Regions from separate parts of the Homo sapiens genome. Here region 1 is linked to region 2. Evidence: read pairs that join two places in POLR2A ChIA-PET (ENCODE). Cell type or tissue: MCF 10A. All regions are shown on one strand.

Region 1 (5,000 bases), 180 kb after region 2:
TCCTCATTCCTTGTTTACCAGTTCTAGTGGTGGCTAGATCTTTCCATGGCTTCTCTTCACATGGATATCAAAATCACCTCCAGGATCTCAAAATCACCCTTCCCTTCTCCCCTCCCTCCCTCTTGTGTAACCTCAGACCTAGGAGTATTAACTGCTTTCCAAAGTTGCTAGTGCCTGGGTGCCTCACCATTCCTTATGGGCTTCTTTTCACCCTACCCACACTTCTATAGCTTGCCCCTTTATTGAATTATGTTCAGTTAAACTCTTTTGAGAGTTCTCTATTTTCTCCCAGAACGAACTGATTTGTTCCCTCAGCCTGGGAAACTTCCCCCACTTGTCAGCCTAGAGCGTTCCTGCTTGTCACACAGTTCACATGAAGACTTCCTTAACACCTTCCTCTGTGCACTGGTAGCATTTTGGACATACATTGTGGTGAAACATTTGTGAACTGTTTGCTTCTCTGTACTGTGTTGTGAGTTTCTCAAGGATAGGATATGGTTTGTGCCCCTTGGTGTTTATAGAGCCTATAGCAGTGCTTGGTGCACTAAGTATTTGATAAATGCTGACTGCATGAATAAATGATTAGAGTAAATTGGCATAAGTAAGAGATTTATTAAGAAGCATAGTAAGAGATGATTGTTTAATTCATTCTTTTTCTTTTTTTTTTTTTTGAGACAGAGTCTTGCTGTGTCACTTAGGCTGGAGTGCAGTGGTGCATCTCGGCTCACTGCAGCCTCCACTTCCCAGATTCAAACGATTCTCCTGCCTCAGCCTGCTGAGTAGCTGGGATTACAGGTGCATGCCACCATGCGTGGCTAATTTTTGTATTTTTAATAGAGACGGGGTTTCACCATGTTGGTCATGCTGGTCTCGAACTCCTGATCTCAGTTATCTACCCACCTTGACTTCCCAAAGTGCTGGCATTACAGGTGTGAGCCACCACACTTGGCCTATTTAATTCATTCTTTTGCCATTTTGAGTAGTCCTCTTATAGAAAAATAGAGATTCAGAAAATTAGAAAACAAAAATCATGATTACTTAGTAGATAATTTTTATTTTGGTGCCCGGAATATCTATTTGAGTATAGTTTTTATTTTTTTAACTTGTTTTTAAGTTAAAAGAACAGAGAGAAGCCAGACCAACTAGCACTTGATAAATATCCAAATCAAAAAGACTTCTGTCCATGGAGCTTTTCCAAAGAACAAGCAGGGAGATGTTTTGTTTACTTCACTTGGCAGGTACACTCCCTTCCCCAGGGTGCAATAATCAGGGCTGATCAGCAGCAAAGGAAGCTTGAAACCAGTTGTTTTGTGTCATTGATTTAGAAACCACTTCTGATATTTCCCTTATAAGATTCTCTTTTTTACTTAGTGTGTGTATATTAATTTATTTAATCCATGTTCATTTAGTAAATGTATAATAAAATCAAAGTTGGATTTAGATAGTAAACTTTTAAAATTAATAAAACTAAGAATTATATAATTGGTCCAAGTCAGGAATAAAGCATAAATTCTATTCTATTTTATTTATGCCTTCACCTATTTGGTATTGGTCATAATTTCTGCAATGTCATTCTATATATCCCGTTAAATTATATCCAAATATTTAAGCCGTTTTTGCTGTTTTATTTTTTAACCCAGGTATCTGACTATAAACAATTTTCTCTTTGAATGCATTATATTTTCAATTCTTTTTAAAAATATAAGTTGTCTGATGCTTTGAGGAGCAGCCAATGGCCTGCCTGCCTAGAATTTGCTATTCAAAGACACTTGTGAGCGTGAAAGTGGGCACTATTAATAATTGTCCCTGGACAACAGGCTTAATTGGAGTGGAACTGTCCCCTGCCAACTGGGGATATATCCTCGAGTATATCTCTTACCACTTACCCTGGTGCCTAAAATTTCTATCATTGCAATACTGTTTCAAATTAAAAGATTATGTCTCCAAGAATCCTCTTTCTGAATATAGCTATATTACATGGGAATATTAATACATTAACCTATCATTAGCCATTAACAATTTAGCAAAAATAACTGATCTGGCCTAGAAATGGCTCTACACCAGAGAAGTTGGCAAACTTTTAAAAATAAAGGTCTGTCTACTAAATATTTTAGGCTTTGTGGCCTGCACGATCTCAATTGCAACTATTCACTCTACTGTTATAGTAGAAAGCAGGCACAGACAATACTTAAATTAATAAGTATGGCTTTGTTACAATGAAACTTTATTAATAAAAACAGGTGGTAGGCCAGATATGGCCCATGGGCCATCCTTTGCCCACTCCTGCTTTTGAGGACTGAGAGGCTGGCAGATGAATTTACATCTCCAGAATTATGTTACTTCTCAACTGTTCATCTTGCTGCCTCATCACGGACTAATGCCACATGTATATTGCCTTGCCAAATAATCTGATGACTCAGGGTCAATTTGGCTGTGAATCTAACCTCAGAGGTCAACTCACCTTGCACTTTAAATTTTTCTTCTTTAAAATGTTGCAGTAGTTGTGGTTCTCCTGAGAAACAGAACCAATAGGAGACTAGATAGATAGATGGATAGATAGATAGATAGATAGATAGATAGATAGATAGATAGATAGACAGATAGATGATAGATAGATAGAGATAAAGATATTTATTCTAGGAATTGGCTCACATAATTATGGAAGCTAAGAAGTCCCACAGTTTACTGTCTGCAAGCTAGAGAACCAGGAAAGCTGGTGATGTAATTCAGTCTGAGTTCAAAGACCAGAGAATCAGGAGTCCCAGTGTCTGAGGACAGGGGAAAAATGGATGTCCTAGCTCAAACAAAGAGACCACATTTGCCCTTCCTCTTCCTTTCTATCTGAGCCCTCAGTGGATTGGACAATGCCCACCCACATTGCTCAGGACAATCTTCTTTACTCAATTTATTGATTCGAATGCTAATCTCTTCCAGAAACACTTCACAGACCACCCAAAAATAATGTTTTGCCAGCTATCTGGGCACCCCTTAGCCCAGTCAAGTTGACACATACCAATTAACCATCACAAATGTTAAGTCTTAAAAGGTTAGAGACCTTATTTATTATTTCTTTGGTATCTCCCTGTGCTATCCAGTACTTTATACACACTGGATAATCAATATTTAACCAAAGATCAGTAAACATCAGTATCTTCATTTTTCTTCTAAAGACACTAATGAAGATTAGTATCTTCATTTTTCTTCTAAAGACACAGGAACCTAAGAATTATGATATAAGTGTAAAGTTAGGGAACATAGTCTACAATACTTTCCTCATTCCTGACACCATTTATGAGTTTTGGAGTTCCCAAGACCATGCTAAGTTTCAGTAATTTGCTAGAAGGGCTCAAAGAACTCATTGAAAGCTGTTACACTCACAGTTACAGTTTACTACAGGAAATCATACAGATTAACATTAGCATGGGGCAGAGTCTAGGAAAATTCCACATGTGGACTCTGCTCATGGAGTCATGGATAGTGTCAATGTCTCCTGGCTATCATGTGTGACAAGATGCATGAAATTTTGCCAACCGGGGCCTGAGCCTTAGTGTCTAGAGTCTTTATTGGGGCTTGATCACAAAAATAGGGTTGACCTGCCCATGCGGCTGACCTCTGACTCCTTTCCTCCAGTGGTCAACTGATACCATGTGTCCCAAAGCTCCCACCCAAATCATATTGTTGGTGTGGCTTGAAGCCCCCATTCTAAATCACACTGTTACTCTTTGCACATTAATCAGGCATTACAAGGGTTTAGAGATTATCTCTCAGGAGCCAAGGACAAAGGCCAGACCTCTCTTTAGGGAAGGTTCAGTTCTTTCCTACATACAAGGTCAATCGTGGTTCATGAATACAGTGTCTGACTTTGATCATGGCACCATAAGCCATTTTACTGGAGGACACAGCTAATGCATTCTATGGAATGCTGAAGTTGAATGATACATAGTCCTTGACTTTCCCCTTATACATTAAAAATGAATTTAGAAAACAAAACAAATAAAAGTTTTGTCCCTATTTTTCTTTTCAGCTTGTAATTTATGTTGGAGTAAGATGTTCTAACATTTTAGAAAAAAGTGTTTTTTCCTTTTAGTAGTTTCTCCAACTTCTTTTACAAGAGTTCAAACATCCTGTCATTTCATTAAGAGATGTATATATCTTATCCATTCTCTGTAGATCTACAGGTTCTATGGCTTTGAAACGCTATTATTTCCTATTCCATTTCTTATATCCCTCAGTTGCTATTCCTCAGATGGAAAAAATATTTTTAAAAGATCTTTATTTTCTTTCATTCTCTGGACATTTCTCACATTTGTTTTCTTAAGATGTGAAACCAGAAGTGCACTTATTTTTTCCAGGGAGCACTAGTTTTGAGGAGCCAGGGCAAATTAAGCTCCCTACCATAAAGCAAGCTCCATAACTGCAGAGATTTTATTTTCTTTTACTTTCACATTTGTAATTCCATTGTACACTACACTGCCTGACACATAAGACGGTACGTATTTGTTGTATTGAAAGATAATTTTCAAAAAGTTAAAAACTTAACTCTTGCAGAAATCTAAAGCAAGCATGTATCAAAGATTTGTTTAACTCATCAAAAAGAGAAACCGCAGAGTGGCAAAGTTGGTTCTAAAATAGGCACTGAAAGAATGCCAGCATAAGATTGCTAGATTAGCTTTTTAAAATGGTTACTACCAGTCAGGATAATACAATTGTAACCATTGAGCTTTTCTTTTCTCCTGCACAGAAATCATTTGCATCTTTACTTGGATAAAATTTATTTGTATTGCTATCAGATTTGCAGAAATTAACATCTACTCTTACCACGCTGTAAATTATTCTAATCAATAGTAAGAAGTAGGCCAAATGAAGCATTCTTATTAATATTGGAGAATTTAATCTCATTTATCAGATCAGGAATTAAAAAAATGTCCTGCTCAATTTTGAAATGCAGAAACAATTAACAGTTTATTGATAATATGATTAATCTTATACCAAGCCAAGTG
Region 2 (5,000 bases):
CTCTTTTGCCATTCATTTTTAAAATGAATGAACAAGAGGAACAGCCTCTGATTTGATCCTTTCTTTTACTCATGCCTGCTGTGAATAGATAGAAAGGAGTTTTAAAATATAAAGGGCAGGAAAATATTTTTCTACCTCTGACTTAACCAAATTAAGATTATTTGCTATGTTAAAGAACAAAAAGGTCAACTGGGGGAAGAAGAGCTACTGTCATTATAAGAATGTTTCATACTTAAGACTTTGGGTTTCTGTTGAAGAAAAAACTAATTTTGTTCTTCAGAAATAGCCTAAAAAGAATCAGGATCAACCATTCCTGTAGGTAGCAATATAGCAATATTAATCATTTCTTGTGACTACCTTGTGAGGTTATATATTTAATGAAGAATCGCATGGAAATAATTTAATAGAAAATTATATAGAAAGATATGAAGGTATAAAATGGAATAGATATGCTTTCTTACTACCAAGTGAAGTCAAACTTTGCTTCCGAGCCACCTCCTCTCTTTACTCTTCCCTATTTATCTCACCCTCATGCTTGAATTCTAACTTAGTACCTACCACGGGATCTGGCATAGAGTAGACGCTTGGTAGATCATGTTTGAGTAAGTGGAAGAGACTTTATTATAAACTTTATTTTGTCTCAAGACTGACACACACTGATGAGGTCATTATGTGGGTTAGCTTTCTCAACAGGGGTATTATTGGCATCTTGGACAGATAATTCTTTGTTGGAGGTAGGGTGACCTGTGCATTGTAGGATGGTTGTTTAGTAGCATCCCTTGCCTCTCTCCACTAGATACTTGCCTAGTCTGGACAATTTAAAAAGTCTCCAGACATTGTCAAATATCCCCTGGTAGTAAAATCACACCCCCACTGCCCGACTCTGCCAACCACAACTGATATAGGATAATTTGGCAAGAACCGTATACTGCCTTAAGAATAGTCACAACTTCTCCAGCCTGGCCAATATGGTGAAACTTCGCCTCTACTAAAAATACAAAAAATTACCCAAGTGTGGTGGCACGCACCTGTAGTCCCAGCTACTTGGGAGGCTGAGGCAGGAGAATTGTTTGAACCCAGGAGGCAGAAGTTACAATAAGCCAAGATCATACCATTGCACTCCAGCCTGGGTGACAGAGTGAGACTCTGTCTCAAAAAAAAAAAAAAAAAAAAAAAAGAATATTTACAATGGCTTATGTAACAATTCCAGTCATGCTAAGAAAAATTTTATGGGTATGTGCAAAGATTTGTCTATATGAATACTTGTTGCAGTATTATCTATAATAATAATAAATTATCAATCCAAACATCCAACTAGAGGGTTGGATGAATCAATTATGATATATTATAAAAGGGAATATTTAATCATAGGAGATTGCTCAGAGAATACTATTAAGTGAACAAAGTTTATTCAACAGAATCTCAGTTTTCTTAACAGTAACAACAGACGCATAAGGGAAATGGTGGAGTGCATCATTTTCAGAATCAGACCGAATTCGATTCCCAGTTCCACCATATCCAAGGGCTGTGCCATATTTTACCTCTCTAGTTGCTAGTTTCTGCAATTCTAAAATGAGGATAATGATACCTTCTGTCTTAAGAGGTTGCCAAGATTAAACCTGAAAAGTGCTTAACACTGTTTGTCACTTTGTTTGGGCTCAGTAAAAAGAAATTAGAATACTGCATGGTCAAAGGGTGGAGGTCAATATGCCAAAACATTGATAGAGGTAATCTCTGAGTGTGGGCTTATGACTAATTTTTCTCTTCTCTTTTTGTTTTCTTTTATTTTTTTTCCATATATGTACTAATCATTACTTAAAGAAACCATATTTGCTTTCTCAGATACCCTTCCAAAGCTCAGTGGCACACAGGAGTAACACAATGGAAGCTCATTTCTCACTCTTCTGAGGCTCAGCACAGTCTTCCTGATTGATAGATGGCTCTCCTCCAAGAGAGGATTCTTTCCTTCCTGAGCCTCAACACAGGGGTTCAAAGGGTGCTGTCAGCATTAACAGCCCATCAGCAGATGAGGGAAGAGACAGAGAAAAATGGGAAATGAAATGAGAGATTTTCCTGTCCTGTCAGGAAGTGGCACACATTTCTTGCTCATATTTCAATGTCTTTCTAGACTCTAGAACCCAGGGATGTGGCCATAGCCAAGTGCAGGGAGGCTGGCAAATGTAGCTTCAACCTGACCCAGAGTGGGCCCCAGCCCCAGTCCCATCCAGTCACTGCATGCCGTCAAAGTCCAGGGCCTTTAAGTGGTGAGCGTCCTCTCCAGCAGGTCATGATTTTCACAGGCCTGTGCTTGTGTGCATGATTAACTGCCCATAACAAAATCTGAGAGGGAAAGCCAGTTAGGCTTTGGGAAAGGGATCAGAATGGCACAGGGAGATGATTCTTCCTGTTTCAGTTTTCACTCTTCAGAATGGATTGGAGAATAGGACTCTGGGAAATAGGACACTGGAGGTAGGAAATTTGCTAATGAGATTGTTGCCTCTAAGCTCTGAGGGTTACAAGGTCAAGAACTGGGATCAGACCCAGCTACATAATTTATAGGACTCAGTGAAAAATGAAAACAGGGGTCTTTCTAGGGACAGGGAAGTCAATCTCCCCTTCCCTAGGCCAGCCCCTGCAGGCAGCCACCCGACCCATGGTAGATGGGCAAGCCCCAAAAGATGACAACCTCTGTGCCTGACAAGCTTGCTACCTGGATCAGGGGTGGGCAGGAAGCCCCCATAGAGTCACTTAATGAACATGCCATGGTGCTGCCGGCCTGGGGTGGGGACATCCCAAGATGGCCAGGGCCTTTCCCTACCCAGGGACACTGACTCTCCCCATACCCATACCCTGGACCCTGCTAGACACAGAGGGCAACAGTAGAACACAGGTATCTCTGTTCATTGACCCTGTTGCAGCCCTGAATAGAACAAGGCAGGGCTCATGGAGCTAGGGCAGGAGGCAGAGGCTGAGAACCCATCAGGAGGCTGGACTGTATGTGAACCTCTGAGGCATGCTCCATCAGACCTCATGTACAAAATAAAAATTCCAAAATAAAATTATTAAGAATTTCAAGATAATGACTGTAGTGCATTAAACTTCAAGGGTGGGTTTGGGGACTCTTCTTGGCACAGGACCCTGGGTGAATGCACTGGATGCAGGCTCATGGAGCCAGACTGGAATGAGGCCTAGACTATGACTTTGTCAAGATAAATAATGAGAATGGCAAACTCTCCATGGAAGTTCATTCTTTTTTCCACTAACTTCCATAGTAATTTATCTGTATGACTCTTGCTATTTATTCCAGTTTTGGTTGCTTTAATTTTGGCTCACCTGTCTTTCTCTCCATTAGACTGTGAGCTCCTTGAAGGCAGATGCTATGATTTTCTTGGCTTTGTAGCACTCCCTGTGTTTGGCATGGTACCTAGCACATAGTAGGTAGATACTCAATAAAAATGTTATATGTTACATGAATAAATGAGGGAAAGGAAATGTATTAGTCTATTCTCATGCTGCTGATAAAGACATACCCGAGACTGGGAAGAAAAAGAGGCTTAATGGACTCACAGTTCCACGTGGCTGAGGAGGCCTCACACTCCTGGCAGAAGGCAAGGAGGAGCAAGTCACATTTTACGTGGATGGTGGCAGGCAAAGAGAGAGCCTGTGCAGGGAAACTCCCATTTTTAAAACCATCAGATCTTGGAAGACTCATTCACTATCATGAGAACAACACAGGAAAGATCTGCCCCCATAATTCAATCACCTCCCACCAGATTCCTTCCACAACATGTGGGAATTGTGGGAGTTACAATTTGAAATGAGATTTGGCTGGGGACACAGCCAAACCATATCAGGAATATAATGAAAAATTCAGTCACAGGGTAAGTGGCCTAAATACCAGCACTGGGTTACAAGGTCAGATTAGGACCAGGGGGTTTAGCTAATAATGCTGAGCTAGGGGCCAGGCGCAGTGGCTCACGCCTGTAATCCCAGCGCTTTGGGAGGCCAAGGTGGGTAGATCATGAGTTCAGGAGTTCAAGACCAGCCTGGCCAACATGGTGAAACCCTGTCTTTACTAAAAATAGAAAAATTGGCCGGGCACGGTGGCAGGTGCTTGTAATCCCAGCTACTAGGGGGGCTGAGGCAGGAGAATCGCTTGAACCCAGGGGGTGGAGGTTGCAGTGAGCCGAGATCACGCCTCTGCACTCCAGCCTGGGTGATAGAGTGAGACTCCATCTCAAAATAAATAAATAAAATAATGCTGAGCTAGGGCACTTGTAGGCCAAGAGTCCTTGCATTTTCTCATACATAAGGGTAGGACAGGTTCCCTGGTCAACTGGTCAGGTGCAGGGCTATCATGCTCCAGGCTGTGACTGTTGGAGACATGAAGGTTCAGGGGATCAAGCAATTCATCTATTACCAGTAGAGAAGAGGAATGAACAAGGTTGGAAGGATGGAGCAGGAGAGAAAGACTGTGACTCCAGTGGTGATGATGTAGTTAATAATGGCAATGTTGGAGCAAAGAAAATGTATTCTGCATTTCATATGTTTATTTAAATCACCGTGGTGATATCTTTTGGGCAAGGCAGAGTGATTTGCTAGGGAGAATATAAAAGGTCAGGCTGGGAACTCTCTGATGTAAGGGTGGTAACTTGAAGCACATTAATGTATGTAAAGAGCCAGAGCTCAGCCTTTGGTGAAAGCAAATGCTCTGCCACCACCACCACTTCTGCTTTCCCCTGAAGAACCAAGAGCACAGAATATTTATGTTTTTCTAGTCTGTACTTCTCTACTTGCTTCCAGGAAGTGTCCTCCAAGATTGTCAGATTTGTTTTTGGACTCAAGATATTTTTATTTGGATTATCTACCATTACCCTAGAAACTACTTAACCCCCGCAATTCTTCTAAAGTCATCTGTGACCAGTTTTGTTAAACAGCTAAATGACATTTCCAAAGACAGTGATCACAACAGTTAATGCTCCAAAGCTCAAAGGAATAGT

What was found. ChIA-PET counts read pairs that join two places held together with the same protein. Peaks named below come from ENCODE experiments on the same cell type or tissue, not always from the same donor. Only the 100,000 strongest peaks of a DNase experiment are listed, where the experiment ranks them.
Region 1: POLR2A ChIA-PET joins it to region 2 with 5 read pairs; 2 of 35 experiments call an interaction of 5 or more read pairs at or near these places.

The regions. Positions count from the first base shown.
Region 1 is chr2:177,878,939-177,883,938 of GRCh38, reverse strand. All of the region lies in intron 4 of PDE11A (phosphodiesterase 11A), which reads left to right. Among named protein-coding and RNA genes, the nearest start is that of PDE11A, 190 kb to the left of the region's middle. In MCF 10A, no CTCF peak of the experiment used is centred here; a DNase peak (open chromatin) is centred at 2,398.
Region 2 is chr2:178,057,115-178,062,114 of GRCh38, reverse strand. All of the region lies in intron 1 of PDE11A (phosphodiesterase 11A), which reads left to right. Among named protein-coding and RNA genes, the nearest start is that of PDE11A, 13 kb to the left of the region's middle. In MCF 10A, no CTCF peak of the experiment used is centred here; no DNase peak of the experiment used is centred here.